Linked DNA regions of Homo sapiens: all the other regions are linked to region 3. The links are chromatin loops, found by intact Hi-C in ENCODE. Cell type or tissue: gastrocnemius medialis. All regions are shown on one strand. Region 1 overlaps GHR (growth hormone receptor). Region 2 overlaps GHR (growth hormone receptor). Region 3 holds the start of GHR (growth hormone receptor). Region 4 has its middle 78 kb from the start of SELENOP. Region 5 overlaps GHR (growth hormone receptor). Region 6 overlaps GHR (growth hormone receptor). Region 7 overlaps CCDC152 (coiled-coil domain containing 152).

Evidence for each region. Hi-C counts contacts between places; a loop is a spot of excess contacts. Peaks named below come from ENCODE experiments on the same cell type or tissue, not always from the same donor. Only the 100,000 strongest peaks of a DNase experiment are listed, where the experiment ranks them.
Region 1: a loop joins it to region 3, with 2.5 times the contacts of the local background. A loop is called at or near these places in 12 of 110 quality-filtered maps.
Region 2: a loop joins it to region 3, with 4 times the contacts of the local background. A loop is called at or near these places in 37 of 110 quality-filtered maps.
Region 4: a loop joins it to region 3, with 3 times the contacts of the local background. A loop is called at or near these places in 24 of 110 quality-filtered maps.
Region 5: it touches region 3 in a loop (5-fold over the local background); 73 of 110 quality-filtered maps call a loop at or near these places.
Region 6: it touches region 3 in a loop (2.1-fold over the local background); 13 of 110 quality-filtered maps call a loop at or near these places.
Region 7: it touches region 3 in a loop (11-fold over the local background); 46 of 110 quality-filtered maps call a loop at or near these places.

What each region holds. Positions count from the first base shown.
Region 1 is chr5:42,512,905-42,516,904 of GRCh38, forward strand. All of the region lies in intron 1 of GHR (growth hormone receptor), which reads left to right. Among named protein-coding and RNA genes, the nearest start is that of GHR, 91 kb to the left of the region's middle. In gastrocnemius medialis, a CTCF peak has its summit at 2,069 (motif pointing right); DNase peaks (open chromatin) are centred at 2,027 and 3,907; H3K4me3 peaks cover 577 bases; H3K27ac peaks cover 4,000 bases.
Region 2 is chr5:42,654,532-42,658,531 of GRCh38, forward strand. The region is part of intron 3 of GHR (growth hormone receptor); the gene reads left to right. Among named protein-coding and RNA genes, the nearest start is that of CCDC152, 100 kb to the right of the region's middle. In gastrocnemius medialis, a CTCF peak has its summit at 2,315 (motif pointing left); no DNase peak of the experiment used is centred here; H3K4me3 peaks cover 406 bases; H3K27ac peaks cover 932 bases.
Region 3 is chr5:42,421,300-42,425,299 of GRCh38, forward strand. It overlaps GHR (growth hormone receptor), which reads left to right and starts at 2,140. Exons shown (of 10, transcript NM_000163.5): 1 at 2,140-2,656. RefSeq lists promoters at 1,423-2,508, 1,932-2,504, 2,114-2,214, 2,412-3,180, 2,833-3,180 and 1 more, cis regulatory regions at 1,423-1,931, 2,269-2,309 and an enhancer at 2,136-2,285. In gastrocnemius medialis, a CTCF peak has its summit at 2,126 (motif pointing right); DNase peaks (open chromatin) are centred at 2,152, 2,831, 3,352 and 3,632; H3K4me3 peaks cover 2,480 bases; H3K27ac peaks cover 3,609 bases.
Region 4 is chr5:42,887,903-42,891,902 of GRCh38, forward strand. No RefSeq gene overlaps it. Among named protein-coding and RNA genes, the nearest start is that of SELENOP, 78 kb to the left of the region's middle. RefSeq lists an enhancer at 1-150. In gastrocnemius medialis, a CTCF peak has its summit at 1,610 (motif pointing left); a DNase peak (open chromatin) is centred at 1,609.
Region 5 is chr5:42,584,769-42,588,768 of GRCh38, forward strand. All of the region lies in intron 2 of GHR (growth hormone receptor), which reads left to right. Among named protein-coding and RNA genes, the nearest start is that of GHR, 160 kb to the left of the region's middle. In gastrocnemius medialis, no CTCF peak of the experiment used is centred here; DNase peaks (open chromatin) are centred at 2,013 and 3,149; H3K4me3 peaks cover 735 bases; H3K27ac peaks cover 4,000 bases.
Region 6 is chr5:42,494,306-42,498,305 of GRCh38, forward strand. The region is part of intron 1 of GHR (growth hormone receptor); the gene reads left to right. Among named protein-coding and RNA genes, the nearest start is that of GHR, 73 kb to the left of the region's middle. In gastrocnemius medialis, no CTCF peak of the experiment used is centred here; DNase peaks (open chromatin) are centred at 1,816 and 2,668; H3K27ac peaks cover 4,000 bases.
Region 7 is chr5:42,765,859-42,769,858 of GRCh38, forward strand. CCDC152 (coiled-coil domain containing 152) reads left to right here. Exons shown (of 9, transcript NM_001134848.2): 4 at 3,739-3,807. Among named protein-coding and RNA genes, the nearest start is that of CCDC152, 11 kb to the left of the region's middle. In gastrocnemius medialis, a CTCF peak has its summit at 1,845 (motif pointing left); no DNase peak of the experiment used is centred here.

The DNA of each region.
Region 1 (4,000 bases), 92 kb after region 3:
CACCCCTTAATCCAGCAACATTTTTGTATACCCTGAGGTTATTACTTTGATGTCCTGAACTTATGGCTCTGGGGGATATTTTTTTAAAGGGGTCAGAGAAATAAGGTTGAATTAGAGAGATTCTTAGAAGTTTATGATTAAAACACTATCCCCTCTGATCTGAGTCCCAGCTCTGCCATTGACAGGTTGTGTATCATTAGCAATAGCAAGCTACTTCACATTTCTGAATCTCAGTTGATTGAGCAAAATTTAGATAATCAAAGACTACTGGAGATGTGATGCTTTGACACAAAGAAATCTACCTCTTTGGTGAAATTTCAATTGTGTAGGAGCAGTTATTTGGGAGAAAAGTGCCCTCTCACCTTCTTAAATCATCTCCTAGGGCTATAATAGGAAATACGCAGCTTTTGCTGAGAACCCAAATGACATTGTGGATTATCCAGCTCTAGTCTTCTCTCTCCCATATAGAGGCCGGTTATCTTTGTCACTTCACAGCTCATTAGCAGCCCCACTCAGGGCCATGGAGAGGAAATAGATGAGATGAAGCTTAAATATGTCACATTGGTTATTTCTTAGCAGCTCTGATAAAAGGCTTAGCAGGGGCCAGGCGCGGTACTGTACGTCTGTAATCCCAGCACTTTGGGAGGCCGAGGTGGGCCGATCACCTGAGGAGTTCCAGCCCAGCCTGACCAACATGGAGAAACCTTGTCGCTACTGAAAATACAAAATTAGCCAGGCGTGGTGGTGCATGCCTGTAATCCCAGCTACTCGGGATGCTGAGGCAGGAGAATCGCTTGAACTCGGGAGGCGGAGGTTGTGGTGAGCCAAGATCGCGCCATTGCACTCCAGTCTGGGCAACAAAAGCAAAACTCCGTCTCAAAAAAAAAAAGCTTCAGCAGGGTGAGGTTAAAACTCAAATAAAGAGGTCTGAGGATTATCTGTGATGTTAGCTCATGTGTGTTACCTTCCTGTCTTCCCTTCTTTGTTCTTATTTCTAGGGATTAGTTGACTGCAAACATTAATGGGTTAAATATAAAAATGACTGCAAACATTAATGGGTTAAATATAAAAAATCTTTTCTATCCTGAAGGTCTTTGAAAAAATGATTTTATTACTTACTGGAAAAGAAAAATAAAACAAAGCTTGCTTCACCCAGAATTTATTTTTTCTTCTAGTTAAAATGAGCAACTTCTTTAACCAGAACTGACCTTGAAGACAAATGGCTAAAATAAAACATTTGCTGAATTCACTGGGCGCATCTTACAAGTAATTTTTGGATTCTGCATTGACTACCTACAAGTGCCTTCTGGGTGCAAGTCCACAGGCAAGATTTGTTCTGCAAATCTTCCATGACCAAGGTCACCTCTTTGGATTGGCAGACCCAGGGAGTCCATATTGGGAAGATAAATTCACACTTCACCCCTTGTTGAGATCTCCAGCCTTGCTCCTCTGATAACCAGGTCTCTCTTCTGTCCTATTATAATTTATGACCTTTGAAAAGTTACTTATATCTGGGGCTATTCAAACTCCCAGCTATCTATGACCATATGCATAAATGGTTCTAGATTTAAAAAAAAAAAGAAGCTATTCAGAGATATTGGGATACCCTATAACCAATATAAATGGGTAATTCAGCAGAACCAGATGCTGGGGTTGAGAAATAGATGTGGACAATTGGGGCAGGGCCTAAGAAAGATCGGAGGCAAAGACAGTGACTAGATGGGGAGCTCTGATAAGGTAATGCCCAGGCCTGTGCTTGGAATTCTGCCACAGTGGGGACATTAGTGGGGGTCTGTAGTCATTGCAGGGTGAGAGGAGGATAGAAAGAAAAGATTGTGTGAAGGTCAGTGGAAGGTCCCCCATTTCATTGCTAAGAGAACTATGTATGCACGTTTTCCTGTGTTTAGTCTCACACATAATTGTACCTTTAAGAACTGATCACACACTGCATTTCCCTGGCAGTTTTTGGCATCTCAGATGAGGAAGAGTGATGGGCGACAGGTGATGGTGACAACTATTAATAAGATCTGAAAGTAAACAGTCTCATGAAAGGTGGCCAGGAGAGGGCAGTCACCTTTTATCAGGAGCACAGACTGAATTTGCAAAGGGTACTTAAGCTACAAGACTATAAAGCATGATGCAGGCTTAACCAAAATGCAGTGTCTTGAGCATAGTAGACTCTTAGTGTATGTTTGCTAAATATACCTTAGCTGCTGCTGTTCCCCAGAGCTCATCAGAGTTCCATAGAAACCTGGTCCCTTCCAGAAAACCAAAGAATGACTAAAGAAAAGTGATTGCAAATCCAGAAAGCAGCTTTGCCTTACTGGTTGGTAACAGCAGGATTTTCTTTTCCTTGTAGTTTATTTTGGCTTAGGCTAGTGTCTCTTTCATGAAGACAGCTACTATTTACAATTGTTGTTAACATGTTTTTCCTTTTTCATCTCCCAATATACTCTCTTCCTGTCGTTAAACACAGTCAATTTACCAATGGAATCTGCTTTATAAGCTCCTGCATTTTCTTTTTCCACAGATGGGATTAATGCCATTATGTTCTATGTCATCCACATAGTCTTGGCTTCTAGGCACCAAGGTGTTGTTCTAGAGGAAAGAAGAGTAATGGTCGACACAGGCAGGCTGAGGGCTAACCTAATGATTTCATGCATTTAGTGGTAATTCTTAATTAAGATCCCAATTTTATTCTGTTGGATTTAGTCTATAACCCGCTGAAAATCATTCTTGAATTAACACTGGGTGGATATAAAAGCAGAAAGCCAAGGACTTTGCACTGTTCTCAGCTGTAGCTGTTTATTTAGCTGGAGAAAATTTAGTGGGTGGTCCAACCTTCATAACCAGGAAGAATAAAATAGAGGTGTAAAGGCCTTGGTGGAAGGAGGGCAGTAGCAACCTTTCCATTTCTTCAGTTTTATCGCAGCCTATGAAATTAGTTCCTTAGGTATGTTGATCTTGTAGGAGCTAGTATTTTAACATTTGCTCCATCAAGTTGTTTGGTTTAAATCTAAGAATAAGCCCACTGAAAACTATTCCTAATTTGTGAAACGAATAACAATAATAGATGTTAATAGAAACAAAGACTTCATTTGGTTAGTTTTTAGAGGGGGCACAGAGAATGTAGTAACATAATAAGTTAGATTTTTGTTGTTTTCTTTTTCTTAGTTCTTTGTAGTCTTTATAATCTCTAATTGGCATTTGCTCCTGACTTTTCTCAGTGTACTTCCACATGGAAGAGACAAAAGTCTCAAAGCTGGTGTAGAAAAACCCTTAATAAATTGCCCATTAATTAGCCACCTTGATTTCCACCTTTAAAGCAGTTAATTGAAGTAAGAATTTGTTAGATTTTTCTCAAGCATAGCAGAAATTAAGATTAATTTCTTAGGTGTCATTGCTACTTGCCTACTTAAACCACCAGTTCATCTTTATCATAAATACTTAAGCCAAAAGTCACATTAGAGGCAATATGGCACAGTGATTGTGGACCCCGGAGTCAGGTGAGCTGGTTGAAATCCTGGCTTGGCTACTTCCCAGCTATGTGATCCTGGGCTTCAGGGTTCCCTTTTGCAACATGACATGATTGCTGAGCTGCTTCTTAGGGTTGTGTGTGGCTCCGGTAAGATAATACAGGAAAAGAGCTGAAAGCAGTATCTGACCCTGGAGAGAAAGTAGGGAAGAGACAATAGAGGAAAGAGGACAAGGAAGTGGGAGATGAAGAGAAAGTTCAAGAAGGAAAGTGGAAGAATCTCAAATAGAAAGTTAATTTTCAGTTTTTCCTGAGAAGAGATATATAGACATCTTCATGTGGCTTTGGAGAGCCTTGGAGCCCATCAGCAAGACGGTTGGAAATTATACTGAAACAGAAGTGTAGACCTATGTGACTTATGTCCTGGCCAGTTGCCTCATGTCCTCTGTGGTCAGGTTGATCTCTACTGGCACTGTCAAAAGATTTTTTATGGACAGCTGGTTGGGGTAAACTTTGAAACCTGAT
Region 2 (4,000 bases), 230 kb after region 3:
AATGTGAGCCTCTAATTACCTTAGGCCAATAGCAGAGCCTCTGATCTTGTCTTTTCTCCTTTTCCGCTTACCAGACAGCACATTCTGCCTGAGAGTTGAGACCCAAAAAGATATAAATCAACTAGGGGGCAAAAATGGAGTTTCCTAAGCTTGTCCCAGAGTTTGACTCAGTAGCCTGAGGTGGAGTTCAGGGGCTTGATGTTAAAAACAAGCTACCCCAGTGGTTTTGCTGCAGGTGGACCAGACTCCCAAGACCACATTTTGCAAGCACTGGCATTTAGGAAGAGCACGTACCTACTCTAGCAGAGTTTATGCAGACTATGATTGCAGCCTAGTTTGTGCAGACTATTGATTGCAGCCACTTGGCAAGGCTCTATAAGAAAAAGCGAGCCAACATGTAAGTAAATTATCATGGCCTTGAAACTCCTCATCTGAAAGGGTTTCCTCTCATCCCCTCATCCCCTTGTGTCTGCCCCTGAATGCCAGACTATCTTCTCCAGCCCCAAGTCAACCTCTCATTTTTAAGCCATTCCTCATTCTCCTATATAGTCCAAAATAGCGAATACATTTTTAGGAATTCTCTTGCTTTATGGACGTTCATCCAAAAATATTTCATTATGAGAATAAGTGCTTAGCTTATCCTGTAGTGTCTTTCTGCTCTAATATTTGGGCCCTTCCTTTCCACATAGTTGCATTTTCTTTGACGGGCAGATGCTGCTCCTTTAATATTTTTCACACCTTTGTGCTTCTAACAGAGCAATTATTTCAGGATGAGGGCACTTGGAGAGCTGTAAGAGGATAAGGAGCCCAGGGCTCTGCCTTGGATTTGTGTACCTAAATGTTACCTAATTAGATAAACCTGAGGAAGATGTGGAAGCAAAGTAGAATGGAACAGAAAGTGTTTGAATAATAAGAATTTGGACATTGCTGCTCCGTGGTGACATTGGCAGACTCTAAGCCTCTTGCCTCATTTTATTCATTCATGTATGACGGGGTTATGCTCAGTCATAAGTCACTAAAATTTGTATTCTACATCCCATTAGTAAAGTAATTTTTGAACACATGATACATATGTTTACATATTTGTAAGTTATATATATGTACAAGGTTCTAATATATTCTGTTCATTGTCAAACATAAAATATATATAAATTTGGTTTAATATAAAATATAAAATTGGCATTAGTAGACACTGTCTACCGAAATGAGACACTGTCTCATTTCTGAAAAAAGCACAATGTATACTAAGTTAAAGGTTCATTCTTAACAGCAGTAGGAGTAGATCTTTATTTCAAATAGTCTTTGGGATAATTTCCTATTTTGGAAGACAGCTTATCAGATTTGGTTAGAGTTGATGAAAGCTTATTCTAGGGTTAAGAAAAGTATTAGCCCAGCCATTTTCTTATTGTTGATTTGGGCTTGCATAATTAGTTTTACCTTCAGTATGAAGTTTCTTTACATGAATCTTTTTAACTCACTTATTTGTTATACAATTATTAGTTAAATCAATTTTAAATCAGTATAATCTATCCACAAAATCAGTCATACAGAACCTGCAAAAAACATGTTCTAACATGTTACATGAAGAGGTAACTAAAGATACTACAAACAACCCCTCTGAACGGTAACACTCCCACTCTTCCTGCAAAATTCCTCTCATAGCAAATGCAACATGTGACTCAGACACAGGCTGACTGAAGGCTTTATGCAACTCTTACATGCTCAATATTAGAAAACTTTCATTTGTTTCCTATTTTATATAAACAACACATATAAATAAACATTTTAGTATCTTCTCATTACCCAGTGGATTGTCTTGCATGGTCCATTTTGAAGACAGTAAACTGTAGCCTCTATTTTTATTTAATTTCAAATACCTGTTTGCCAATATTCACAGCCAGCTCTTGTTAATGTTCTTTTCTGTCCTGTGAATCCTGATGTCGTATCTTGCAACATCACCTCTAAAGCCTATCTTTGCACTCCTGTCCATCCCCCATTCTCTATTATTATGCTGCCTCTGATGGCCAGAGAAAAAAATCTTGAAAATATATATTGTATTGCCCTACCTGGCGAGGAATCAGCAGTTATACAATTCAAAGTTGCAGCAATTCACCACATTGTTTAGCACCCTACTATGTGTAAGGAGGAAGCTTGATTTAAAAAATATATACAATCATGCCTTCTTCAAGAATGTTTTGGAGCATGCAAGAGCTTAATGCTCATGGACATTTACTTTATTCCAGCAAATTTAGACCCAATCTCTGTGTAGTTTCATTTTGTTTTCCATTTCCTGATTAACTGACTATATATCTAGCTACTTATTTGCTGCCATCTAGTGTAATAAAGTATGTTGATTATACAAGGAATTTTGAGCCCATTATGTAGTTGAATATCAGTACTCAAAATGATTCTTTTTTTCTGGTTTCTTATAAGTTTACAAAATGCCTAGTCAGGGACCTTTCTTATCACTGTAACCCTGAACATGGTCTTAATCTTGTGTCATAGAATCTAGGGCTCAGGATCAACCTTCGTTCATTTTCTATAAATGTGACATTTGGAAACTGGGTAGGGGCTTAGCAGTTGGTGGATATGAAGTAAATATATAAGAGTAATCATTAAGAGATCATCTCAGTTTAGTGACCATGATTTTTTCCTCATGGAGGCAGCAAAACACAGCATGGATTCTTACCAGTAGTGTGACCATGGGCAATTTATTTCTCTCTTGGAGGCATCATTTTCTTCATATCTAAAATGAAATGGTAGGTCCAGGTGACTGTTAAGGTCTCTTCTAGCTCTAAGAGTCTGTGTCTACATATAAATGATTTTCTCTGCCAAAGTAGTGTTTTTAGAGTCCTTTTTAATGCCAGAAATGAATACGGCTTCTCTAGTTCTTCTAAGTGGCCATCTATCCTTTGGTGATGGTTAGAAGTAAGCAGAGATCCTGGCTAGAAAGAGAGAGAGGAAAATGTGGACCATGATTTTATTCCTTTTATTCTTGAGAGTTGTCCAATGGGATATTGTCCACTAGTGGATAAGTAGATACTTGCCAATATGCACCTGACCTCTTCTCTTCACTCATAATGGGAATTTAGAAGTATAATACCTGTTATAATCAACTTCCTAATCTCTATCCCTTTTTTGTCACTCTATTTCCTACTGTAACTTCTCTATGAAGTACTATAAGTCTACAGTAACATACTGGTGTTTCCCTTTCCTTATGAAGTTTTATATAGCTACTCCAGTATATCCTAAAATGTTCCTTTTTCTTGCTTTTATAGTGGAGTCTTGCTTGTTGGCCAGGCTGGCCTCAAACTCCTGAGCTCAAGTGATCCTCCCACCTAATAGTAGCTGGGTATTCTTCTGAGTAGGTGGTCCTAAAATGTTTTATTTTCAGCTTATTTCATAGGTATAAGTCTTATTTTCCCAACCAGGCTGAAAACTTTTCAGAATCAGGACTTGTCTTTAGTTTCTCATTTTTTATGAGGGGATGTGGCATTATTGCTTAGGGAATTCAGATATTTCTGATAATAAAGATGCTTTTCTGTTTGTTCATATAAATTAGGGTAAAAGAGGAAGTACAAAACTATCTCAAATCAAGTACAGGACTCTTAATTATTACTAGCTATCTAACAGCTCATAGAAACCGATAAGTTTCTGAACCTAATGCCAAAAAAAAGCAACCTTACCATAAAAAGAAAATCCAAATAAAACTGAAAGAGGCAGTGGGCAGTGCTACCTATGGGAAGAAAACTTTGAAGTGGGAAAAATCTGGATTCACATCCCAGCTTTGCTACTTATTACCTTTGTGTTTTGGCTAAAAATTATCTAACTTTCCTGAAGTTAAGTTTCCTTCTCTGTAAAATGAGGGTTATAATAATATATACAGCATACTCCACAGAAGAGTTGTGAAGATGGAATGAGAAAGCAAATGGCAAAAACTTAGCACAAAGTAGGAGCTCAATCAATCATGGTTAAAAAGAACTTTTATCCATTGTTATTT
Region 3 (4,000 bases):
TAATTCCACCCTGGGGAATAGTCAGGAAGACCTTCAGAGAGAAAGTAAACAATTGATTGGAACTTTAAGATTAAGAAGGATTTCTCTGGGTGGACAAAGTAGGATCTTCCAAGCAGAGTGGAAACCATGAGCAAATGCAGTTTCATTCTTCAGAAGGTAAATGTGCTCTGGCATGCCTTAACTTATAACAAATTAATCAACTCAATACCTGCTACATTTTCCCTCACAATTTGGAATATATAAAGAGGCACATACTACTATGGACCAATACCTGGTCATATATGAGATTGAAGGACCTTTACTTACGAGGCTTAAAAATAAAGACTGCCCTTCATGTCAGTTGCAGGTTTATATCTAGTTCTATAGTATTAACTGAGGTGTCTTTTCCTATGTTTTCTGTGCATGATGACTTTTTAAAAATCAAAGACAGAGCAGCAGCCAGAGTAGTCTAGTTTCATGGCACACAGAATGGAGGATATTGCTGAACCCAGATTTAAAAAAAAAAAGAAGTCAATTCTTATTTTTTTAAGTATGGCCCTGAGCTCATCTCAGAGCATAAACAATAGAATTTAGAATATCTTTTATGACTCCGTCTGGCACCTCCTAAACTAGATCAAGATTCTCTAGCTCAGGGAAGAAGGGCAAAGGATGAGAAGGCACAGAGAGGATATAAACAGAGAGGTTGGTAGTGCCAGGCTCTGAAGAAGGTCCAACTTGGAAGGTCATTTCAGACAGGCGTGGAGTCAGCATTTGAGGCCTGTCTGGTCTCTACTCCTGCCAGGACTACCCTGTCAGCCAGCTTGGCAGGTATGGACCACCCAGCAGGAGTTTTTCTTGACTGTGCCCTAATCTTTTACTTTCCCAAGTTTCTCTATATGGGTACCTCCCCTTTTAAAAGCTCCAGACACAGCCAAGCACCACTATTGCTCCAGCAAAGTATGAAGCCCCAGAAATCAATGGTTTGGGGAAGAGTCTTAGGGGAACTAAATGCCTCCTTATTTTTAGATGCCATAGAACAAGAGCAGTTCAGGATCAATAACCATCCCACCCCATGATAAAACACGCCCCTTCCAGAATCTTTCCTTTTTCGTTCATTCTAGGTGTCTGTCTGGAACAGCTGGGGTATTTGAGCCACAGCTGAGCTTCTGAAAGCATTCTAAGGAACAGTTTTTCACTTATCTGATTCCTTTGAAAATAGGGGTATCTTATGTGATATCTGCTATCCCAGAGTCTTTGGTCCTCTGTTCCTTCTCAAGTCTTGGCTCCCGTGTACTACTTCAAAGCCCTATAGATATTTTATTCTAAAGAAAAGAAACTTGGTTCCTTTAAGTTGTTTAAACATTTCTTTCTGGGTATAAACTTGGGTTTGTGTCTGGGAGCTCTGTTAAAAAAAAAAAGTCTTTAGTAAGCCAAAGCTGTTAGAAGCTTATAAGTAAGTGACATTACAATTGACCGTCAGTAAATAGTGGAAAGATTGCATGACTAGCTACTCCTTCAGATCTGAGACAACCTGGAGCTAGATTTTTGTACTCTCTACTCAGAAAAGCATATAGTGACTTGGGGTTTGATGCTGTACAAAAATGACATGCTTATGCACAACTTTAACTTTCTGCAACACTTTTACAACTTCTTGTGAATGAAGTAGGCAGGGCTCGCATTTGACAGATGAGCTATGTCCAGCGTGAGGCAGAGTTAAAACCCTTTTCCTGGCTCAGGAACTTCAGGCTGGGGCCTGTGTCTGCTCTCCCTGCATCCCTGTCCTCTAGCAGATACCTCTCTGCTAACATGCTGAGTGTCCTTGGTAAATTACTCATTCTCTCTGTCTCCGTCTTCTAACCTCCACAATAAAGTCCTTCGTAGTTTTAACTATCTTTTCACTGTGCCCCAGTGAGCAGGAGTTTGGAACTTGATTGTTGATGGAAAGGCAATATTTGGATGGCTAAACACGCTTTCCAAGGTATCTCGCTGATCTTCCTCTCATTCCTGGAGATAGCTAACCTTTTTGTAAGTGTTTCTTTGAGTCTGTGGACTGCACTTAACGCTCTTGTAGGTCCTGCTTTCATTTGGAACGGGCAGGCGGAGAGGAAGGAAGTGTATTGCAACTACCAATATTTTCCTCTAGGAGGAGCCGCGCAGCTCAGTTGAGAGTGACACGCACCAACTCCAGCTCCTCGCCGGGAAGACTTCATCCCAGCAACTCGGAATGCTTGGCCCGGGCGGCACTCGGCCTCTCCGCAGCAGTTCTCGAACTGGCCTCCTTGAACGTCCGCTTCGCCTTCGCTTCTGCAACCTGGATCTGGGGGACTGCGGGCCAGGCGCGGCGTGACCCCTGGTGAACGGTGGCCGCCTTTTCCCACCCCTGCCCTCCCATCCTCCCTTCCCGTTTCACCCCGCCCCCTCTCTCCTCCCCAAGCCTGACAGCCCGCGAGCTGCCAAGCAGGGCGCAGCCATGGGAAGAGGAGGAGGGCTAGGGAGCGGCGGCGGCGGCGGCAGCGGCAGCAGCAGCTGCTACAGTGGCGGTGGCGGCGGCGGCTGCTGCTGAGCCCGGGCGGCGGCGGGGACCCCGGGCTGGGGCCACGCGGGCCGGAGGCCCCGGCACCATTGGCCCCAGCGCAGACGCGAACCCGCGCTCTCTGATCAGAGGCGAAGCTCGGAGGTACTGGAGTGGGGCTCCGGGAGTCTGGCTTTATTTTCCTCCTGTTGTGCCAGGGGGCCTGAGGGTGAACCCTGGGACTCTAGTTGTTTATGAAAACGGGAGGATCTGTCTTATATATTTACACGGATAATTTTTTATTCCGGATGACTTGGCTGTGCTCCCCTCCTCCTTGCGAAGAAGTTGTTTTCTGCTGGTGGGTTGTTGTAACCCAATCTAGTGTGTGTGTGTGTGTGTGTGTGTGTGTGTGTGTGTGTGTGTGTGTGTCTGGAAGTTGGTGAGGGCGGCAGGGAGTTGCGGGCGACAGACGAACCATCACACTCTGGCGTCTGCTCTGGCCCGCGAGTAGTGTACGTGGAGGGGTTTACTCCGGAGACAGTTTTGTTAAAGTCATAAAAGTTTTGCTAGTGTGTTTCTGTTTGCCATCATCTGCCTGGCTGCGGCAGGAACTGCCGAGGCTGCTGCTGTTGCGCGGGGAAGAATCCCCGGCAGCGCGACTGGAGAGACTGGGGAGGTCGAGCTGTGCGCGTGGACACAGCGCGCAGAGCGCGCGGTCTTTTGCGCGTTTGTGCGGGCCGCAGCCGCACGTTGGCACCGATGGAACTGGGGTCAGTAGAGTGACAGCCACCAGTCCGCATGAACTGGGGTAAGTGGAAATTGTGGCGAGCCGACCTCCCCCAGCTTTTGACACACTAGTGGTTGTAAAATCAACCAGGCTTAAAGTTTTGACAGAACTGCCAGAGGCTGCGGGTCAATGGGGTGGCCGCGTGTCTAGGGAGAGGGCGCTGGCGGCGCAGAGGGTGCGGGGCAGGGCACTTGCGAGTGCGTGGGGAAGTCTATTTGGGGCGAGTGCTTTATATATAGCCCGAGGGGATGCCTGCTGAGACCGAGCTGCGGGGGCTCTCGGTCTGGCGCGGACTGTGTGTCCTGAATGAGTGTACGTGTGCGCTGTGTGTGCGCGCGCGAGTGTGCGCCTGGGGAGGCGTGTCGGCGCCTGAGCCAGTAGGGTGTGCAGGGTGGAAGAGGCCACAGAGGTGCCGCCTGTCTGTTTGTGCCGCCAGGAGACCTTGGAAGGGACAGAGAAAGGTAACGGAAGGCCAAAGTGTTGGGAAGTCAGAGTAGTTTCTGCATAGGATTAAGTATTAAGGGCTTTAAAATAACTAAACGCATTGCCCTGAGTGGCTGAGGACTGGAAGTGAGGTTTTGGGGAGTTCTCAGGAGAACTGCATGGGAGGGCGTTTGGGAGGTCTAAGGGATGTGTAATATGTGTGAGTACAGAACTTCGGAGACAGACACAGGTTGGAGCTATGAATTTGAAATTTTCAGGGTGCTGCTGTCCACAGTCCA
Region 4 (4,000 bases), 470 kb after region 3:
ACAGATTCCCATATCTCCTGCCTGAATCAGTGCATTTTTTAGAAAAGATAAGTTCAATGATTCTGGTCCTTGCCTTTTTCTGTACAAAAAATAATGTACAACGGGATTAATGATTATGCCTCTGTAATCTATAACCAGATGTACCCTCACATCCAAACTTTGATGACATTTTGTTTGCTTGTAACTTCTGAGCACACGTAATGTAATTCCGAGCACATTTGATGTAACTTCTGAGCACATACTGAGCTGCCACCACCTGTATATAAGCAGTGGATTGAAACACTACTTTGGTGCAGTCTGACAGAAACTCCTTGAAAGACTCCTATGGGATTGCAATTCTCATTAAGTCCACAATTCTATTACCTCCAAAGTTCTTTTATATAGTACTGTCCTAGATTAAATGGCAGTAAATGTATGGGGTAAAAACAAACAAAAAAATTACTGAAAAAAATGATATGTTATCCTGCAAACAGTGAGGGATAAAAAGAACTGAAGATATTATCCTGAAGAATCCTGGAATATAAGAACTCGACCCAGAAACTGAGACTAGCAAATGACAAGGAATAGCGAGTGGGATAGAAAGAAAAACATAAGAATGTGACATCACAGATGCAGAGGAAAGAAGAGCTTTCAGGAAGGAAAGAGTGTGCAGTAATTTCAGTGCTGTTGAGAAGTCAAGTGAGATAATGATTGAAAGTATGCATTAGATGTAGTGATTAGGAAGAGATGTTGGTGATTTGAAGAAGAGAACCTTTTGAGGAATTGTGGGGGCATAAGCCGGACTGCAATGGGTAGAAATGTGACTGGGAAAGCGAAAAAGAAAAGGGCAAATATAGACAACTCTGCAAAAATAATAGTAATAATAATGGTTATGAAATACAGGAGAAATGGGAAAGTTGAAGAATGATACAGTCTAGGGTAATGGTTTTAATGAGAAAATATGACTACGTTACAAGTTAATACAAGAACTCTTTTTTTTTTTTTTTTTTTTTTGAGACAGAGCCTTACTCTGTTGCCCAGGCTGGAGTGTATTGGTGCAATCCTGGCTCACTGCAACCTCTGGCTCGCCTCCCGAGTAGCTGGGATTACAGGTGTGCACTACGACGTAGAGAGGGGATTTCGCCTTGTTGGCCAGGCTGGTCTTGAACTCCTGGCCTCAAGCAATCTGCCCCTGCTCAGCCTCCCAACATGCTGGTATTGCAGGTGTGAGCCACTGCACCCGACAAGTTAATATGAGAACTCTTCTAAGCAAAATGAAGTAAATCCTGTAAGCCAATATTTCACTGTAAGAATGGGAAAAGCTGGAAATTTAAAACTATCATATTTTTAGGGGATTTGGAGACCTGTAGAATCAAAGAGAACTAGATAAACTAAAATTCCAGGGGAAAGAAAACTGTTTCAAGATGAGTCAAAAATGGTCAGCCCATCCTCCCGCACCCCCTACTCCTGTCCCACATACACATAACACTTTAACAAAAAAAAAAAAGAAAGAAAGAAAATATTTTCTGAGGCTTTACTATACAAATTATCTCATAACCCATGTTTTCCTCTGGCTATGCATCCACCACCCTTACTGAGAAGATAAGGAATCCCACCTGGTCCTATGGCTCCACCTAGTGTCGCCATTGGGGAGCAATTTAACTGCCTTGAGACTAGCTACAGAGGTTGGTTGGGAATGATGTATTTGCTTTACTGTCTTGCCTTCCTCTTCTAGGAGATCATGATTAGCAGCCTTAAAGAAGAGTCTGTGATTAATTAGACCTGAACCTCTCCTCACAGGAAACGAGTGAGAACATTTTCATTCCAAAGGGATAAAAAGGAATCCCATATTGTGACTTGGGAGCTGGATATATAGGTAGCATATGAGAGGATCTGCATGGGAAAGGGGGTGAACTGCTTTGAGACGCAAACTTATGCATCTTTTCAATAACTTTTCTTTCTCCCTCTTGATTTAATGCTACTTTTGGTCTTGGGTGGAAAATTTCCCCACTAAGTATGGGAGCTGATGTCCAGAAAGGTCAGGAGACTGAATGTGACAATCCAGAAGGGCAGGAGTTAGCTCCTCCAAGGGTAAAATATGACCAGTGAAGAACAAGGACCAAGCAAATAAGTGACTTCTTTTTTTCTTCAGCAAGCCGTCCAAGGTATGGCTTTTCCTTACAATCCAGCTGGAGAAGCCCTGCACCAAGTAGCCACCTGCTGACTTCTTGGCTTGTGAAGGCAGAGGCAGCACAATGGCACCCATCACATCACACTGCTTAGTATCTTCCCTTCCCTCACCTCCGTCCCTCCTTTCCAATAACTGACCTGAGTGTGCACAACCCAAATGAGCCGCTGGCATCTTAATCCTAGCTTCAGCCTCTGCTTTCTAGAGAACCTGCCTAAAACACTCTCTCTCTATATATATATATACACACATATCTATATCTATAGATATATACATATGTATGTGTATACACATAGATATAGATATATATTTAGACAGAGTCTTGCTCTGTCACTCAAACTGGAATGTAGTGGTGCCATCATAGTTCACTGCAGCCTTGAACTCCTGGGTTCCAGCAACCCTCCTGCATCAGTCCCCTGTGTAGCTAAGACTACAGGGGCACGCCACCACACCTGGCTAATTTTTTTTTAATATATTTCTTAAAGAAACAGGGACTTGCTCTGTTGCCTAGAGTGGTCTCAAACTCCTAGCCTTAAAAAAATTCTCCTGCCTCAGCCTCCCAAAGTGTTATGATTACAGGCATTCAATGCACCCGGCCTATCTCTCTCTCTCTCTTTTTAAAAAATCTATAATAGTCTCCCCTCCACTTTTTCCTTAAAATGTATTTGTTAAAGAAATTCTGTTGTAAGTTTGACACTCTAGGTTTGACTAATTACATCCCCAGGGTGTAATTCTCTTGGCTGGTAGTTACAAGTGAAGCTAGATCAAATTGAAGTCTGAGCTTTTTTGGCAATAATACTTTTTAGATTGAGCCGGAGACTCATATTGTGTCATTTTATTGTCTGGTTGTCTCCACTTAGTGGTTTTAAAAGTGTCAGCCCAATCCATTTATTATAAAGTTCCCCATCAGATTATCACCTGATGATTTCAGGAGCCATTGAAGGACATTATCTAGATTCATTACTTCATTGGGGATTACAAACGGTGATATTATGATTTTCTCATTCCTTTATTAGATAGACTTCTTATAAAAGGAAGGACATTTTCTTATCAACTATTTGTTTATCCTGAAATATAGTTGTGCAAGAAAATCAGGATAAATATTTAATGTTTTCTTTTATTTACCAGTTTCCCAATAATTCTTTTGTGTTCTAAAAACTTTCCATGTGTACAATGAGTTATTTTGTAGTATCATTATGGATTTTCACATATTTAATATGTTTCCAATCATTTTCAGCTATATGGAGGAAGCAGCAGAGAAGGGCAAATTTTAAAAAGTGGAAGAAAACTGGTATGCATATTTTCAACCAAGTGAAAACGTCAAGGAGGTTAAAGTAATCAACTGGGTCAAATGCTGCTGAGAGGTCAAATAAGGTAAGATGAGGACTTGAAGCTGGTGACCATACATTTAAAGTGAGGTCAGTGGGTATGGTGGGATGAGTTTTTTGTTGTTGTTGTTGTTGTTGTATTTTTTTGTTTGTTTGTTTGTTTTTTTCTTTCTTTTTTTTTTTTTTTTGAGACAGAGTCTTACTTTGTCGCCCAGGCTGGAGTACAGTGGCATGATCTTGGCTCACTGCAACCTCCACCTCCTGGATTCAAGTGATTCTCCTGCCTCAGCCTCCCAAATAGCTGGGATTACAGGTGTGCACCACCATGCCCAACTATTTTGTATTTTTAGTAGAGACAGCGTTTCACCATTTTATTTCAGTGCTCCGAAATTATCCTAGCCTGCATGCAAGAATGAGTAAAGTTCCCATAAACAAAAAAGTACAGTTAGTGCTGTTGGCTATTTTGCTGTTTCACTTTTACAGTAGTACTAGAGAAGAGACTAAA
Region 5 (4,000 bases), 160 kb after region 3:
TTCTTAACTAGAATGTATACACACACACACACACACACACACACACACGTGCATGTACAGAACTGCCTTCTTTCTCTTTGATGGTAGAAAATACAGCTCTCTATAGTAAGCAAATTTGCTTTCAGTCTCAGACATACCCTTCATTCTCTGCATGACTGGTAAAGAGCGGAAAGAGTAATACTTAGGATCTGGATTCCAGTTCCCTGTTCTCTGACCATTTAAAAATTTTGTTACCTTGGCCAGGTAAATACAGTTCTATGAACGTCAGTTGTGCCTCAATTGAGCAGGCTTGTCCAAAGGATTCCTCAAGGATGAGGTATCCTTTCAGCTGTATGAGCTGAACCTTGATTTGTGCAATAGTTTAAGCCCCTGAATAGTCAGATAAAAATCATGTTAATTAAAATTAAATAGCTATTGGTAGGATCTGGTTTTCCACTGGCTTGCATGAATGATGTTTTGCCCTCCTTTCTGATACTCAGCTCAGAGGATTCCTTCCATTGGGTTTTCTTTCTTGTAGTTTTTCTGGTTCATAAATAGCCTATAGACAAACACTAAACTGTTACAGGTAAAAGGACCCTAGATTAAGCCTTTTATAAAACAAATAGTCCTGTGTAAATAATGACATCTTATTTTATGTGTGTGAATTTGAGTTTTAGGATGTAGGGCATGTCTGACTAGATAGCTAAAGGCTGAGCTCCAGGCAGCCAGCTGCTATCCAATCTCCACACCTGGAATGTTCCAAAAAACCTCCTGTGTTTTCTTTCTGCAGCTAAGCACTGATGAGCAGGATTTAAGAAGTACAGCCACACACTTTTTGCTGCACGTTTTTTAAAGTTTGTTATTTTTGTCATAGATTACTTGTTTTGAATCAAAAATTTTTAAAGAAAACTTAATCTCCCAAATTTTAACCCCCTTGAAGTTTCAGGATTCCAAGGAATATTTTTATTTTAAGATGCATAAAATACTCAGTACATGTACAAAGGTAATGCTTATAAGAAACTTAGAAAAAAAAAAGGAGCTAGTAAGATTGAGAAGGGGAAGAATATCTAAGCTAACATTACTAACCTGGCAACTATTATAGGTGGCTGGATAGCATGAAGGCATAAAGCTGAAGGCAGTTAAGAAAATAGACTGGATTTGAATCCTGGCTCTACCTGGATTAGTTTTGTGACCTCAGAGAAGTTGCTTCCCTTCTCTGTGCCTCAGTTTCTTCATATGTAAAAGGAGATAACTATAGTGTCTAACACACAGAATTATTGTGAGGATTAAATAAGTTAATACATATAAAGAAAGTCCAAAACTATGGCACACAAATGTTTAATATATGTAAGCTATTATTGTTATAAAACTAAAGAAAGAGAACCCAGAAGACATTCAGTTTGGTGGGATTCAGATATATGTTTTCCTTTCCTCCTCCTCCTCCTCCTCTCCTTCTCTAACCCCACTATGCTTGCCTCCCAATCTATCCCTGACTCCTATTTTTCTTCCTCCCAACTTAAGAATTGTCACTAAAAATATTTAGAAGAAAAGAAAATGTGCATACTTCAGGGGGTGCCAAGCTTTTGGGTAAAGTACACTTTTCAGCTAACATGACTGTATCCAACAGTAATGGGCTTTATGGCAAGAAAAAGCTTTTTTCTCAATAAATGGGTTTTAACTTTGTAATGGATTATTCTCTTTGCATGGGTAATTCTTCTGGAAGATGGAAATTGGCTCGATGATAAGATAGGACAGTTGGATTTAGGGATCTAGATTAAGGGACTATCATGTATGCTTTTAGGAGAGAAGTTTAATCTGCAAAACCTACTTGTCTTATTTAATTAATTGTTGCTCTTAGCTGCTCAATTTTGTACAGGTGACTTGCATGAAAGCAAAATGTATGTCAAAATCCAAAAGCAGAGTGAAGCCTCGGGACTTCAGTGCTTTTGGGTGTCTTTCCAGACCTCTGCTCTTCCCCCACCCTCACCAAGGCCCCACTGACCTCAAAGGGCCCTTCTTGCCAGGCCGTGAATTACGTCTGAGCCAGAGGGCTGGGACTACAGCCAAAGCCAAATGAAGGTGCAGAATTTAGGACTAAAAAAAGCCTGAGCACGTGGCACTGGGTATAGCAGATAAATTTGTTGGAGAAATGGTTTATAAATAACATGAAAAGGGAAAGGGGATAGAGGGTCAAAATATTGAGCTGTTGAGAGTTGTTCAATATTTGAGGTCAGTCTCACCATTTTTAATACTGAACCCAAAAGTAATACACACTGAAAAAAAAAAAAAACTCACTGAATAAAATTAACTACAGCTGGGCTTATTTTTTCTTATCAAGACATTTGTAAGTTTGGCAGCAAGCATTTTTAAACAGGATCTCTATTATATGAAATAAATTTAAAAACATGTGTCTACAGTCAGGACAAACAAGTGAACAAAAACAAAGCAAAAGCAATAAAGAAGCCCCATGAAGGCATTATGCTTTTCTGAGGACAGTATAAGGCTAGGATACTGCAGAAACTGAAATACTTAGGGATCTTATTGAAATAGTTTTCTTTTCCTCCAAACAAAGCAACCATCTCAGAGGGATAGATGGGCTAAAAGACAAGGAATAAAGTAAACAGAAGATTGGTAACTTGGGAGGTTTTCTTTTCCCCTTTCTCTTTTTGGTTTTGATTTGCTTTTCCCTTGTTAAAGCCAGAAAGGATAAATTTTGGTCCAGAACTCCCAAGACCAGAGGGTCAGGGAAAGCCACCCCGAGGCTGGAAGCTATGAACTTATCGCTAGTCTAAACTCCACCTCCTTCTTCCCTGGGAGTCCTGCACAAATATAACTGCCTGATCTTTCTGTTTACTGGCAAAGGTTTTGCTCCCTTCTCTTTCGTATCGGAATGTGAACTTGGGGAAAGATTTGGGGTTTTTTTTGTTTTTTTTTTGTTTTTTTAAGAAACAGAGACTTGACTTATTCCTCCCACAAACTCTTACCCTGGCACAGGGAGACCACAAACTAAGTGAAAACAAGGTAAGAAGCTTAGAGAAATGGGACCATATGCCCTCCCCGGAGCTGAACCGTGTTCCCTGTCCACCATCACCTTGTCTTCCCATGCTACTACTCCACTCCTGTCTCTTCCACACTCTGGGTCACATGTCTACCCCTTACTGTGAGTTATAATCGCCCAGGAAGGGTAACCCATTGACTGAGGGCCAAGCTTCTGATAAGTGAATGAACTTGTCTTTTCTCCTGGCCAGATATCTGTCTTTGCCAGAGAGGGCTGAGTCAGGGAGACTAAGATTTTCAAGGTCAAATTGTATATTGTTTAAAATTGTGAAAATTTGCTTTGTGCATTGAATCTCATTTTCAAAATAAAATTATGCCTTAAGTCAGATCATACTGATGCAGATTCTGCAGATGTTAAGAGGCTTCCATGATTGTATTTGCCAGCTGCAGGTCAGGCAGTGGTGGATGGTGGTAAGAAGTAACCTATACTTTTGGCTGGGAGCTGTGGTTCATGCCTGTAATCCCAGCGCTTTAGGAGGCTCAGGCGGGCAGATCACGAGATCAGGAGATTGAGACCATCCTGGCTAACACAGTGAAACCCCGTCTCTACTAAAAATACAAAAAAATTAGCCAGGCTTGGTGGCACACGCCTGTAGTCCCAGCTACTTGGGAGACTGAAGCAGGAGAATCGCTTGAACCTGGGAGGCAGAGGTTGCTGTGAGCGAGATCGCGCCATTGCACTCCACACTCCAGCCTGGGCAGCAAAAGCGAAACTCCATCTCAAAAAAAAAAAAAAAAAAAAAAAAAGTGACCTATAGTTTTGCAGTAGAATTTTGAATTCAAACTCAGGCTTTATATTTTCTCCAAAGTAAATTGTATTTTGTTCATTTTAATCCATTGGTTGACTCTAATGAGATCTTTCTGACTGGAAATTCTGCCCTTTTTTTCCTCCATAACTGTATTACCAGTTATCTCTCATCCATGTGTTTGATAAATCCATATGAATGTCTTTTTTTGTTTTCTA
Region 6 (4,000 bases), 73 kb after region 3:
TTCTTGCCTCCCTATTTTCCTTCTTGTTGGGTGCTAGTAACTTACCTTAAGAAGTAATGAAGTCCTAGTAAAACTCCTAATATTCAGAAACCAACTCTCATTATTCAAACATGTTGAGGAAAAAATGTCTCCTTGCGTCCTCTTCTGCTTAAAACTCCCCCAGTACCATCAAGCATGGACGGATATATGATAGTGGCAGTATCCAGAAGACACACCATCTATGTAACAAACCCTGGAAATAAAGTATGGTATAATCCTAAGCATTCGCTCAGCACTCTTGCTTCTGGGAATTTGCTATGAGTCAGCCACAGGCATCTCTGTGTACCTTCAAGCCCAGATTAGCACGTATGGGAGGATAAGAGAGAAAGTGTACTTCCTGAATACATCTTGGGTAGAGTAAACTAATCCTTAGCTAGGTTGATGACATCCTTACCCAGAATTTAAAAGTTCAGTAGAGACTCTTCTTGAAATGTTGAATTTTTATTTCTGCTTGTTGCCCTCTATAGATGAGTGAAATGCAATGAAGATATTCATGGCTACTATAAAAATGCATTAGTTCTTTTTGGTGAGCTACTTGACTATCAGAGCCAAATATGTAGGTAGTTGGAATTAAATTTCCAATTTAGCATCCCCCTTAGAAGGGTGATGGAAGCTCCCATATCTTGGTATTTCTCTTTCTGAGTATCTGCTGTCTCACTGAGGCAACATGCTAGCCTCCATGTTGTATTATTTCACAGGTATAGAACTAAGTGACACATTGCCAATTCCCACGCCCCCCCCCCATTTTCTTTGATGGAGGTAGATTACATTTATAAGGTGTAGATATTGCTTGAAGGTACTTGTTCTTTCTTATAAGTAAGCAAGAAAGAGAGCAGCAAATAATAGCTAGGAGGAAGATGTGCCCACACCACATTCAGGCCACTTAGTCTATCTAGTAAGATAGAGTGTTTCAGGCATCAAGCATGTACTGGGAGACATGCATACAGAAAAAGAACAAGCAATAGACTCCTTTGAGAGTGACATGGTAGGTCTGAAGAGTGAATGTAACTTTTTGTCTCCATCCCCTCAGTGATTCATTAATTATTCATTAGCTGTTTTTTTCCACCAGGATTACAATCATTTTACCTTTGCTTGCCAGCCTAGTGGGTTATTAACAGTGGTTACTCTATTTATTTACACATTTTCCTTGTGTATGTTATTCATCCTGTATTAGTTCACCCCCACCCCTAGTCACCATTCTTTTTTCTTTTGTTTGGCCTTTCATGGCTACCATATTACCATGTGATCAGAAAAAAAATGCACTGGTGTCAGAATTAGGCCAACACAGACATATGGGATGGTAGGTTCATTTGGGTTGGATAGAGAGCTGTTTGAAACTTGTATACACATTTTTCAATTTCAAGAAGAAACATCTGCAGTAAAGGAAGAACTGCATAGTTTGCAGTGGTCTAATGGAGGTGAACTCAGGAATCTCAGATGCATTTAGCTCTACAAGTCTCCATTATACAAATGATGTTGAATGTTTCATCTCTTGCTACAGATTAGTTTTGGGCCATCATGAAAAACTTTCCTGAAGATTAAGTCAAACTTATCTATGCATGCCTTCTTTGGATACATAGATCCACCTTTGACAGCTACTCTGTCCACTAATTCTGTCAAGTAGGACTGAGCTTTCTTGAACACCTCTCCTTTTGTTAACAAGAAGGAGAAGAAGAAAATTAAACACTCCTGGCATCTGCCTGGCTGTGATTTAGCCCTTGGTAAAAAGTATTACAAATTGAGACGGTGCCAGACTGCTCCTGTGATTCATCTCTTCTCCTGTCAAGACCAGTTGAGGCGATGCAATTGGGAACCTCTCTAGTTTGTGAAGAGACACTTTATGTTGGAAGCAACAGCATAAGCACAATAGTACTTAGGCATTCAAAGCAGAGAGAATTGGTTCCTCCTGATTGGGTGAACAATCACTGCAAATTAAGGTCAAAAGTATTGTCAACCAATTCAGTGTACTAGGCTTCTTCATCATTTCCCATGACTTGTTCTCTCTTAGGAGAAGGTTTAGCAAATTGGAGCAATTTTTTTTTTTAAATCTTGGTGCAGCGTTAGTGATAAAACACAAGAAAGTTTAAGGCTGGATATAGCATGTGCATCTATATCAAGATGAAGATCCATAGAGAGATGTGCTTGATCTTGGGATGCTGGATGAAAATCCAGGCACTGTGTTGTGGGAGCCTGATTTCTGAAAGTTGGGGCATCATTGTTTGGCTTATGACGTTTATAAGTGTCAGGTACGTCTTGTCCCACAGAATACTTGTTATAGCTGTTAAAGGACAGATTGTCTTCAAGACAACTGGTACCCATGCCAGAGTAGGGTATATTCTGACAGAAAATCCATTTACTCTCATCTGTAATTTATCCCCTTAGTTGAAACATGATCCCAGTGTAGGGCATTTACTTTTCACACTCCGTTTAAATCAGTGTGGTTTCTTCCTACCTTAATGAATTTTACCTCATTTCTTTGTCTTGCAAAAACCCAGGGCAGAATGGTAAAATTTCAAAACAAATCTTTCACAAGGCTGGAACTAGACACTCTGTTGGGTCACATGCAAGTTATTTGCAGAAGAGGAACACTTTGCATGTGAATAAGAGAAAGCAAAGCACTTACACCAGTATTCAGTGCTCTTGGGGCCAGGAGTGAGGGGCCTTCCATGTTTGCAGGACATCTGTTTGGGCCTTAAGTTCTGCTACAGCCCCAAGTCCTTATCTCATATCTGCCTGGTGTCCTATTTTTCTGCTTAAAGAGTCAAAGACTGAAATTCTTATCCTTGTTTCCCATTCATTCCTAAGTTACTTTAGCCTTCACATGGAGCCACCATGCTGTGGCCCACAGAGTGTGCTATTCACTTAAACTTATTTATCTTAACCTTTTTGTGAAATATGGTTGCATTCTTTGACTTTCCTTGCTTGTCACAGTTTACATTAATCCTGGAACTTTTGAGTCTTAAGCGCTACATGATAGTACTCTTTCTAATGGTTTCTAATGTTACACGAATGCCTCTCTTTCCCATTTCATCCCTTTCTCTCTGTTGGTTTTGACTTTAAGCTCTCTGGCTGTTTCATGGCAATGATTATTGGTGACAGTATTATCTATTACCAAGTGTTTCTTGTTCAGTTTTGCATAGTTTCAATGTCCTTTTAAGCAAGGATTGCCAAACTACAGGCCACCTGTTTTTGGAGATGCCATTTAATTGGAACACTGCCATACCCATTCATTTACATATCACCTATGGCTCCTTTCTCACTACAAGGGCATTGTTTAGTAGTTGAAACACAGACCTTATGTACCTTCACCTCAAAACCTAGAATATTTACTATCTGACTCTTTACAGAAAAAGTTTGCTGATCTCTACTTTGAAGAAGAGAAAGTCGTCAGATACATACAATGCCAAAGAACTGCTGGCTATGAAAGGGATATTGTAGAATTCTGCAATTTTCTTAAAGAATGGAAAACATTGGAAAAGAGTCACCTGTTTACAGGTGATTTGCATTTCTATAGGTATCAGAATAATGTGGGTGCTTGTAGGTTGGGGAAGGAATGGCAGGCCTTCTCTCTCTGTCAGTATCTTCAGGCCCTGAAGTCATACAATCAATGGATTGCTTTTCCTCTTCACTTTTCCATTTTGCCATAATTTTGCCAAGGGGGAGGTTGGAAGTGGGTTAATATTTTGCGTTAGAAGAGCATTTGGATACATCCTGATAATTACTTTATCTCAGATATTCTTAGATTCTCTCTAGTGAAGGCCACACCTTCTCTGTGCCTCAGGCTGGCATGGCCCAACTGTGCTACTTACCTTGGGTTCCTGCTGCTCAGCTTAAAGGGAATCTCTTTCATATGCCTAGAGCCTTGTTTACTCAGTTCAGGTCTGTACCAGTTGACACCAAGTCAAAAAGCACTTTAGACAGAAGCCTGCTTTGAAAGTGCTAGCTAGCAGCAAATAAGTCT
Region 7 (4,000 bases), 340 kb after region 3:
TTTATTGAGCAATAACCCACAAGCACAAGCAACCAAAGCAAACACAGACAAATGGGATCACATCAAGTTTAAAAGCTTCTGCACAGCACAGGATACAATTAACAAAGTGAAGAGACAACCCACAGAATGGGAAAAAATATTTGCAAACTACCCCTCTGACAAGGGATTAATAACTAGAATATGTAAGGAGCTCAAACACCCCTATAGGAAAAAAATCTAATAATCCAATCCAAAAATGGGCAAAAGATTTGAATAGACATTTCTCAGAAGAAGACATACAAATGGTAAACAGGCATATGAAAAGGTGCTCAACATCATTGATCATCAGAGAAATGCAAATCAAAACTATAATGAAATCTCATCTCATCCCAGTTACAATGGCTTATATCCAAAAGACAGGCAATAACAAATGCTGGTGAGGATGTGGAGAGAAGGGAACCCTCGTACACTGTTGATGGGAAGGGAAATTAGTACAATCACTATGAAGAACAGCCTGGAGGCTCTTTGAAAAAATGAAAATAGAGCTACCATAGGACCCAGCAATCCCACTGCTGGGTATATACACAGAAGAAAGGAAATCAGTATGTTAAAGAGAGATCTGCACTCTTTGTTGCAGCACTGATTACAATAGCCAAGATTTGGAAGAAACCTAAGTGTTCATCAACAGATGAATGAATAAAGAAAATGTGGTACTTATACACAATGTAGTATTATTCAACCATAAAAATGAATGAGATCCTGCCATTTGCAACAACATAGATGGAAGTGGAGATCATTATGTTAAGTGAAATAAGCCAGGCACAGAAAGACAAACATCATATGTTCTCATTTATGGGATCTAAAAGTCAAAACAATTAAACTCATGGACATAGAGAGTAGAAGGATGGTTACCAGAGGCTGGGAAGGGTAGTGGGGGGCTGGAAGGGAGGTGGGGTTGGTTAATGAGTATAAAAAAATAGAAAGAATGAATAAGACCTACTATTCGTTAGCACAGTAAGGTGACTACAGTCAATAATAACTTAATTGTACATTTTAAAGTAACTTAAAGAGTGTAACTGGATTGTTTATAACTCAGTTGATAAATGCTTGAGGGGATAGATACGCCATTCTCCATGATGTGCTTATTTCACATTGCATGCCTTTATCAAAACATCTCATGTACCCCATAAATATATACACCTACTATGTAACCACAAAAATTATTTTTAAGAAATACAATTTTATTTGTTCTAAATCTAATGTCCTTTCTGCTGGATAGTACTTAGCAAAAAGCATAAGTTGTCATAAGAATGACAACTTATGGAGCCAAGTGTGTAATAATTCACTTAGGAAGGAGGGGCAAACTACACATGATCAAATTTATTCAACAACAAAGAATGATATATGGACATTTTATTTTCTGCATTTGATGCCAGACAGATAAATAATTTATTTGCCAGTTAAAGATAGTAATAATATTAGTATTGAGAATCAAGTACTGCAGGAAACTCTTTACATGTATAATTGCTTTTAATATTTGCAACTATTGTATGAAATACATATTAATATTCATATTTTTGGTTAATCTTAGAGCCCACATTTGAGCTCAAAATGATTATTGATTTACTAAATTATACAGTATAAGAAATAGCTTAATATTCTGACCTCTGGTTTTTAGGAAGAATTTAATAGGCCAGCATTTTCAACTTACACAGTAAAGTCCAACAACAACAACAACAACAAACAGTGTGGATTAAATTTTGCAAAGAGAATTAAAAGCCATTGTTCAAAATTAGTGAATGGTATTCTCGTGAAGAATTTATCTATGCTCCATTGTAGAAAAATGTGGTGAGAGAGCCACCTTGTGTTTAAGTTTTGAAAATACACATTTTTGAAACATTCAGTTGCAGGGTTCTGTTCTCAATTTACGGATTACTGAAGTAACTTCAGCTACTATATTCTATGAATCACTGGATTCATTATTCTAAAAGGCACAAAGACAAGTGATGGCAGAGTCTGTCTATGCCTCTTTAATTTTTGAATTCTATCAGTTAGCACAGTGACACTCATGAAGCAGATTCTCAGCTAATTTCTGTCAAATGTAATTTAACCGTTATTCTCTTACTGGGAAATAGCAGGATAGAGAAAATGGAGGATGAGGGGAACTTTGAGTAGATGGTGGGGATGGTAGGGAGAGCAGGGAGGAGTGAAGAGCCACAATAGCACCTTATAGCATCACAAAGCTTTAAACTTCTGCAAAATACTCTCATTTCTATCAGCATAGTTGAAAAAGTACATGAGACTGAGTGCAGAATCTCTAATTAAAAGGTGAAAAGTTTTGAATTCTCCCTTCACAGTATTGGTTCTTTCATTCAGTCGACAAAACATATGTTATTTTCATACCAGAGATTCCCTACTTACCCCTTATCTGCTTCAGCTTACTGTGATATTACCTATCAACCCAATAATCACTGAACAAATATTTGTGGATTGCCTACTATGGACCACAAGTGTCCTAAACAGTAGGAATCAATAGTAAGCAAAACAAAACAGTCTCTGCTGTTGTAGCCCTAATAGCCAAGTGGATTTCTAAAGTAATGAAATTACCACTACTATTGCTGTCCATCTTGGCTGTTGCTGGTGGCTACCAATATTATAGTCAAGGCTTGAATGCGCATGTCAAGGCTCTAATATTTGCAATGAAACTTCTATCTTCTATTATGTCAGCAGCCATTGGCAGCACAGTTGCTGAAGCCTTGGAACACTACTTACTGAGTTTTTACTCCTTTTATTGCTAATCTCTTGGTCTAAGACTCAAGCCTAAGTACTAAGAGGATAGACTGGAAGATAGAGTAAGAAAAGCATTGTCTTATACCACACAATTGTACCACACATTGTCTTATACCAAAACAATATAATTTGACTCCCTTTCCTTAGGATGTTCTTTCCTGGAAGATTTGCATGGACATACTTCTTATAGTTCCCCAGATATATGCAGGTGTGCCTTACTACTTAGGGCAGAGATTGCTTAGGCACATGGTAGGACCCATACTATTCTGTGCTTTAGGAAAGTCATTACCAAGTTTTGAAATTCATTTGGCTTAATGAGTGAGTTAAAAGTAAAGGCTCACACCTATAGTCCCAGCATTTTAGGAGACCAAGGGGGGTGGATCACCTGAGGCAGGTGGATTACTTGAGGTCAGGAGTTCGAGACCGCATGGCCAACATGGTGAAACGCCGTCTCTACAAAAATATACAAAAACTAGCCAGACATGGTGACGCGTGCCTGTGATCCCAGCTGCTCAGGAGGCTGAGGCAGGAGAATTACTTGAGCCTGGGAGGCGGAGGTTGCGTGAGCCGACATCGTGCCACTGCACTTCAGCCTGGACGACAGGGCAAGACTCTGTCTCAAAAAAAAAAAAAATTATATTTTTCCTTTATATAATTTTATTTAAGGTGCTTGGCTGCTTTATTAATATCTTGTAATTTCAAATTAAATATTATTATTATTATTTTTAGAGACAGGGTCTTGCTCTGTCACTCAGGCTGGAGTGCAATGGCATGAGCATAGCCCCCTGCAGCCTTGAACTCTTGGGTTCAAGTGATCCTCCTGCCTCAGCCTCTTGAGTCAATAGGACTACAAGGCACACATCACCATGCCTGGCTTAAATATTATTTTATTTTAATAATTTCAACTGAGAGAATAATTCCAAAATGAAAGCAAGGGATTTTAAAATAAATTTATCTTTTATATTTCAGAATGTGCTACTCTTCATAATATAATAAAAGGGCTACAACAGACCATTGAATATCAACAGAATTTGAAAGGTAAGTTAGAAAAAAAAGTAAAATCTAAAAAAGCATTGTGTATTTGAGCACCTTTAAAAATAGGAAGTTTTTACATGGTTGATAATAAATTTCAATTTGTCAGCTAAAAGAGGACTCCTTACTACTTAAAAATACTTTCCTAGATGATTATGAAATAAGAAATGTTATCCTGAACAGAACAATTCAGTCATGT